2 separate regions of the Homo sapiens genome follow, and region 1 is linked to region 2. A link is a contact called in ENCODE Hi-C or POLR2A ChIA-PET data. All regions are on one chromosome and are shown on one strand. Each heading gives the region's core, a stretch centred on a gene start or an enhancer-like site at or near the end of the contact. The rest is flanking DNA. Distances are from core to core; before and after follow the strand shown.

Region 1 (3,480 bases), core at 641-3,140, 1.3 Mb after region 2:
AACATTTTATGAGGAAAATTTTCAAGCAGAAAAGTTGAAAGAATTTTGCAGTGATCACACAATTAATGTTTTATTGTGCTTACTTTGTCACATCTCTCTCTCTATCCATCAATCCACGTTTTTAGAAAAATGCTTTTCAAAGTAAGTTGCAGATATCGATATACTTTTTTCCAAATAACTCAGAATACATATCACTCAGAGTTCCTACATAACATATAGAGTTCTATATTTGTTTGTAATTCTTATTTTAAAATTTCATGTTAAATTTATGTACAATGAAATGTGAAATGCACAAATCTTAAGTGTACCATGAGATTCACTAAATCATACATGTGAGTAACCTACACACCTATCAAGATATAGAATATGACCCTGACCCTGAAAACTGTACTCAAGCCCCTTTCCAGGAAGTCTTCTCTTCTAGAGGCAGTGACTATTCCAATTTTCTTCCAACTAGTTTTGCCTGTTATAGAACTTTATATAAATTGAACTGTACAGTATATTCTCTTTCATGTAAGACTTCTTTTACTCAGCGTAATGTTTTTGAGATACATAGGTTGTATGTATCAGTACATTTTTTTTTTTTTTTTTTTTTTAAGATTCAGGGTCTCACTCTGTCGCCCAGGCTGGGGTGCAGTGGTGATCTTAAGTGTACCATGAGATTCACTAAATCATACTGTGTCCAAAATTGGTGGGTTCTTGGTCTCACTGACTTCCAGAATGAATCCGCGGACCCTCGCGGTGAGTGTTACAGTTCTTAAAGATGGTGTGTCTGGAGTTTGTTCCTTCTGATGTTCGGACGTGTTCGGAGTTTCTTCCTTCTGGTGGGTTCGTGGTCTCACTGGCTTCAGGAGTGAAGCTGCAGACCTCCGTGGTGAGTGTTACAGTGCTTAAGGCAGTGCGTCTGGAGTTGTTCATTCCTCCCGTCTGGAGTTGTTCATTCCTCCCAGTGGGCGCGTGGTCTTGCTGGCCTCAGGAGTGAAGCTGCAGACCTTTGCAGTGAGTGTTACAGCTCATAAAGGCAGTGTGGACCCAAAGCGTGAGAAGCAGCAAGATTTATTGCAAAGAGTGAAAGAACAAAGCTTCCACAGTGTGGAAGGGGACCTGAGCGGGTTGCCACTGCTGGCTGGGGCAGCCTGCTTTTATTCCCTTATCTGGCCCCATCCACATCCTGCTGATTGGTCAGTTTTACAGAGAGCTGATCGGTCCGTTTTACAGAGAGCTGATTGGTGCGTTTACAATCCCTGAGCTAGACACACATTGCTGATTGGTGTATTTACAATCCTCTAGCTAGATGTAAAAGTTCTCCAAGGCCCCACTAGATTAGCCAGACACAGAGCACTGATTGGTGTGTTTACAAACCTTGAGCTAGACACAGAGTGCTGATTGGTGCTTTTACAAACCTTGAGCTAGACACAGAGTGCTGATTGGTATATTTAAAATCCTTCAGCTAGACATAAAAGTTCTCTAAGTCCCCACCAGATTAGCTAGATACAGAGTGCTGATTGGTGCGTTTACAAATCTTGAGCTGGACACAGAGCACTGATTGGTGCACTTACAATCCTTTAGTTAGACACAAAAGTTCTCCAAGTCCCCACCAGATTAGCTAGATACAGAGTGCTGATTGGTGCATCTACAACCCCCCCTCTCCCACTAGACACAGAGTGCTGATTGGTGCATATACAATCCTCCCCTAGACATAAAAGTTCTCTCAAGTCCCCAACTGACTCAGGAGCCCAGCTGGCTTCCCCTAGTGAATCCTGTGCTGGGGACACGCTAGCAGAGCTGCCTGCCAGTCCCGCGCAGGCACGCCCACACCCCTCAGTCCTTGGGCAGTGGATGGGACCGGGCGCCTAGGAGCAGGGGGCGGCGCCGGTCGGGTAGGGTCGGGCTGGCGGGAGCCCGGGGCGGGGCTTGGGCATGGCTGGCTGCAGGTCCCCAGCCCTGCCACACGGGGAGGCGGCTGAGGCCCAGCAAGAATTCAAGCTCCGCGGGGGCAGGCCAGCAGTGCTGGGGGACCCGGCGCACCCTCCGCAGCTGCTGGCCCGGGTGCTAAACCCCTCACTGCCCGGGCCGGCGGTGCCGGCGGGCTGCTCTCAGTGCGGGACCTCGGAGCCTGCGCCCACCCGGAACTAGCCGCGTTCAGCCCTGGTTCCCGCCCCCGCCTCTCCCGCCACACCTCTCCACAAGCAGAGGGAGCTGGCTTCAGCCTCAGCCAGCACAGAGAGGGGCCCCCATAGCGCAGTGGCGGGCTGAAGGGCTCCTTGAGCATGGCCAGAGTGGACGCCAAGGCTGAGGAGGCGCCGAGAGCCAGTGAGGGCTGCTAGCATGTTGTCACCTCTCAATACATGTGAGTAACCTACACACCTATCAAGATATAGAACATTACCCCCACCCCGAAAAGTGTACCCAAGCCCCTTCCCAGGAAATAATCTCCTTTAGAGGCAATGACTATTCTGATTTTCTTCCAACTAGTTTTGCCTGTTATAGAACTTTATATCCATTGAACTGTACTCTTTCATGTAAGACTTCTTTTACTCAGCATAATGTTTTTGAGATACATAGGTTGTATGTATCAGTAATTTTTTTTTGTTTGCTTTTAGATTCAGGATCTCACTCTGTCACCCAGGCTGGGGGGCAGTGGTGCAGTCATAGCTCACTGCAGACTTGAGCTCCTGAGCTCAAGGAATTCTCCTGCCTCAGCCTTTCAAGTAGCTAGCACTGCTGGTATGCATCACGACCTCTGGCTAATTTTTTATGTTTTTCAGTAGAGACAGGGTTATTATTATTATTATTATTATTTTGTGACAGATTCTCACTCTGTTGCCCAGGCTGGAGTGTGGTGGCACGATCTTGGCTCACTGCAACCTCCGCCTCCTGGGTTCAAGTGATTCTCCTGCCTTAGTAGCTGGGACGACAGGCGTGTGCCATCACGCCAGCTAATTTTTGTATTTTTAGTAGAGACAGGGTTTCACTATGTTGGACAGGCTAGTCTCGAACTCCTGACCTCAGGTGATCTGCCCGCCTCGGCCTCCCAGAGTGCTAGGATTATAGGCGTGAGCCACCTCATCTGGCAGGGTCATTATTTTTTAAAAGTCTTTAAATTACCAAGTAATATTCCATTGTATAGATATACTAAATTCTAAAAATCCATTCTTCAGTTGAAGCACACCTGGGCTGTTTCCAGTTTCTGGCTATTGTGAACAAAGCTACTATGAATATTCCTGTGAAGGTCTTTTTGTTGATACACACACGCACACACTCAATTATATGACTGATATTTTTGGGTCATAGAATATTTACATTTAGTTTTTGTTTTTAAAAAAACTGCTGTACTTTTCCCCAAAATGATTATACCATTTACACTCCCACCAAAAATCTGTTGCTTCATATCTTCATCAATATTTGGTATTGTGTGAGTTTTAAATTGTAGACATTCTGGTGGATGTGTAATAGTGTTTCATTATGGTCTCATAAAAT
Region 2 (3,831 bases), core at 818-3,317:
ATAAGATACAGGCCTGAAGGGGAGAAGGGAGCAGCCAATTATGGAAGCCTCAGGTGCTAGGCTTGCAAGTTTATTCTGTGGCCACAGGAAGCCTTAACGAACAACGAAAAGTGTCTTCCAGAATTAGTGAGGTAACGCACAGGCTCTCACATTCGTTCAGTGGCTGGTTTCTTTAGAAACTTATTGTAACATGTGCATGCACTTCTGGGTCACACACATTAAGCACGCAGTAAATCCTTGTTAATGAATTTTAAACCGCAATTTAGAATAGTCACCATCTCTTTAATAGGTTCTTCATGAAAGTTAGAAATTCCAAAAAAGGATTCACCAACCCTCCCTCAAAAAATTTCCCCCGCTTAGGATTGCTCATGAAGTTCTTGCTTAATAGAGTCACAGTTGGTTGTATCCAGAGATTTTTCCCTTTGCCATTCTTATTTCATGATTCTTTCTTCATGTTCTTTGTTATGAGGAATGGAGATTATGCATGTAATGTTTTAGGTCACAGTGTTTAGTAGTTGCTCAATAAACAGTGGTGGTCATTGTTTTCTGTTCATTCCCACTCCTTGTATAGCACTCCATAATTAACAATGTGCTGTCACAAACATTAGGCATGCATGTACAATCCAATAGTTGTTATCCCCACTTTAAGGCTGAGCAACTGAGGCCCAAAAAGATGAAATCATTTTCTCACTGTAAAACAGCTGGGAGTTTCAGAGCAGACTAGAATCCAGCTCTTCTGTCTCCTGGCACATGTTTTCTCACTATTATACCTAGTGTCATTTGTACCACTAGAAATATCCCCAGATAACACAGTGATGGCAAACAGTGAATTTCACACAAGGGGGTGGAAGAGGTCCAGTTCCTATTTGGGGAACTCAGCATCCTTTGTTCACCAAAGGATTTCTCATGTTATGATTTTGGAAGCCTAAGAGACCATCTAAGCAATGGCAAGGAAGCTCCACCAGGGTAGTCTCCCTGAACTACAGGGGTTGCCTGAGGTTTGAGAGACACTGAGGATTTAGGATGGAAGCAGTGTGAGTGGTTCGTTTTAATAAAGAAATTAATTAACCAATAGATAATTTCCTGCAAGGAGGCAGAAGGCTGCTGCCTTTCAGATCCCCCTTGCCTGCTGTTGCAGAGTATTAGGCATCCATAGGTTAAGAGAGCTATTTTTATGGAAACTAGTTCATTATTTCTCTTTTGTTGGAACCCTACTGGTTCATGGTCTGGGCTTCTGTATTAAAAAAAAAATCCAACATCCACAGTTCAAAGTATTAATCTTTTTTCCGTGGAGTGAACAAAGCCCACCTAGCGTCTAAGAATGCCAGCTCCCATTTATAGATACAAGCTGTTTCCTTATCCAAGTCTCAGATAAAAACTAAAAGCTTACATGTCATTTTAAAGTTGCAACATGGCCTATTCGTTTCATTTTACAAAATTTGTGAAATCCATGACTTTGAAGTCATTTTTCGAGGACTCTGTTTTTTGTCAGGGTTGTTAGAAACAGCTAACCAATGACCCTCTTTCCCAGAGGAAGGCTGCATCTTGTAAAGTTAATGTTTTCAAAACCAGCAGTTTACTGGAAAGCAGAGAGCTGTCATTTCAAATGATGGCTTCTGGCACCTGCGTGAGACAGGGAAGCCATGTTGCGTCTTACTCTCCACCCACACAGCATAGACGGCTCCCATGCTGATTTGAGGGAAGAAATACGTTGTTTTGTCTCTCTCCCACTTGGTAAGTGGCAACTTCCCAGTGAAACCGCATGGAAATAGTCCAGAGTGGATTTTAGGTTGCTCTGTCAATATGTTGCTCCCTTGGGTTATTTTCTTCCTTCTTGACCCCCACAGCAAGTTTGGTTGTTGGGGTTTCCACACTGGTCCTCATTTGCATTTGCTCTCCCTGTGCCATACAGGTCATAAAATTGCTGTTATGTATGTGAAAACGGCCAAATATACCATAGACCCCAGATTAGGATCAGTCTGGTGCCTCTGAAAATGTGAATTGAGAAGAACTGAAAGAAAATCTTTCCCTGGGGAGACTGCAGCCGAAACACCCTTCTGACGAATGTGCTGACCTAATCTAAGCCTCAATTTCCTTCAACAAGGGATGCATCGCTCACTTCCCTTGAGTTGTGAGAATGAAACAAGATAATGCGTTAAAGCCCTTGGCCCAGTTCCTGGCATGTGGCGAGCTCTTGGTCCATAAGCAAATCTTCGTATTAGTGTGAGTTCCTGGTCCTCCATGAAAGAACAAAGCTTTTGGCCTGTAAAATCTAATTTCTGGAAATGAGAAGCACTAAAAAGAAGAGGAGTGGGGACGGAGTGGGGAGGCACTTGGAAGGCTCCTGTTTTGTTTTGTTTTGTTGACAAATTCATTCTTCATCTTAGCCAGCGCCATGGAGTGAGTCCAGCTCTCTGTGTCTGGCCCCGCTGTGAACCCCCTGAGGCTATCCACAGTTGGATATCTTCCTGTTCCTTCCCTGCCCTACCCTCTTCAAATGCAAACTTGGGGGGGCTCAAGATTATTCCATACCCTTTATCTCCAAGCTAGTCCATGCCTGTTGGTATAGACATCTACCCTACACACACCTGCCCGCACCCTCTCTATTCTCATCTCCTTTTTTGTTCTTCATCTCAAACCTCCACACTGCTGCTCAAAAATGAACAAAGGTGAATGAGGAAACCAGGGCATCATGACACCTAAAAGATCTTTGTGACTTCCCAGTTGTTGAAAGACATGATTGGGAAAGAGTGACTGAGTGTGCAAGGTGGATTCCAACCCAGATCCTCCGGGGCTTGTAAGAGTTGAGAGAAAAGCAGTAAGTGTCCCAATAAATCTTTATTGATTTAAAATCTGCTTAGTGACTGAGAAGCCAAAAGAAATTAGTGTTTGCTGATTAGTAGAGATTGAAATGTGCTATTTTAGTATTTTCAGGTCAAAGTGATGAACTGGCAATAGAAAAAGGTGCCTGACAAACAACGACCCTGAAACCTGGCAGGCCGATATTTTGCAATTATTACTTGATTCACAATTCACATTGCAGCCACTATTGATAAGTTCACTAGAGTTCTGTTTGTGAAAGCCCTTTAGAGGAATGGATATTAACAGTATTTTAGTATATATTATCTAATATTAGTATATATACCAATCTAATTAATGTATATAAATATCAATTTTATGTTGTGTGTATATATACATCATTTAGTAGTATATAATATAGCATATGTTAGTATATATAATATCAATTTGATGATGGATTACTTACTTGCTGCAGAATAAATTAGAGTAAGGATCAAAAAAAGTGAGTGGCAAAAATGACCAAACTAAACATGGGTTATGGTATGAGCAATTAACAAAGACATTTATCCAGATGACTAATTGCAAAAGCTCTGACAAATTCTAAATTGGAACATCGTGAAATTAGTCTGCTAATTCAAAAGCAACTTATAAACAATCACCAAAGATGTGGCTGACTGACAAACAAGAATAATAAAAATATTAAGTGACTGAGAGACTATAAACCTCCAATTTGTATTCTAGACAGAAAAATTGTTTTATTGCCAATGTAATCCTAACTTGTAAATACACAAAACAAAATCTCTCAGCACCTACTGCAAATACCAAAACACAGTCCTGAGAAACATACAGTTGTAATTGAAATTACAGGCCTTAGGGAAGTCTGTCTGGATGCCACCCTTGAAAAACACCATTGAAGTATGAAAAGGATGGAATCCTCCACAATTAACCTACACACTCTCCACCCATTAACAAACCATTTATTTATCTTTGTGCCACAGAAATAAGGGGTTGTGTGTTTATTACTAAGCCTAA

Evidence for each region. Hi-C counts contacts between places; a loop is a spot of excess contacts on that map. ChIA-PET counts read pairs that join two places held with the same protein, here RNA polymerase II (POLR2A).
Region 1: a map of posterior vena cava shows a loop between it and region 2 (12-fold over the local background). The contact joins two enhancer-like sites. A Hi-C loop is called at or near these places in 1 of 168 maps with a recorded cell type or tissue (posterior vena cava). POLR2A ChIA-PET finds 5 or more read pairs at or near these places in 1 of 52 experiments (activated T-cell).

The regions. Positions count from the first base shown.
Region 1 is chr14:53,215,706-53,219,185 of GRCh38, forward strand. All of the region lies in intron 5 of LOC105370502 (a long non-coding RNA gene), which reads left to right. Among named protein-coding and RNA genes, the nearest start is that of DDHD1-DT, 64 kb to the left of the region's middle. RefSeq lists a silencer at 1,786-2,205. Within about 2 kb of position 1,891, at least 21 of the 41 ENCODE cell types and tissues checked have a DNase peak (open chromatin) inside an H3K27ac peak, as active enhancers do.
Region 2 is chr14:51,937,869-51,941,699 of GRCh38, forward strand. All of the region lies in intron 2 of GNG2 (G protein subunit gamma 2), which reads left to right. Among named protein-coding and RNA genes, the nearest start is that of RTRAF, 50 kb to the right of the region's middle. Within about 2 kb of position 2,068, at least 5 of the 41 ENCODE cell types and tissues checked have a DNase peak (open chromatin) inside an H3K27ac peak, as active enhancers do.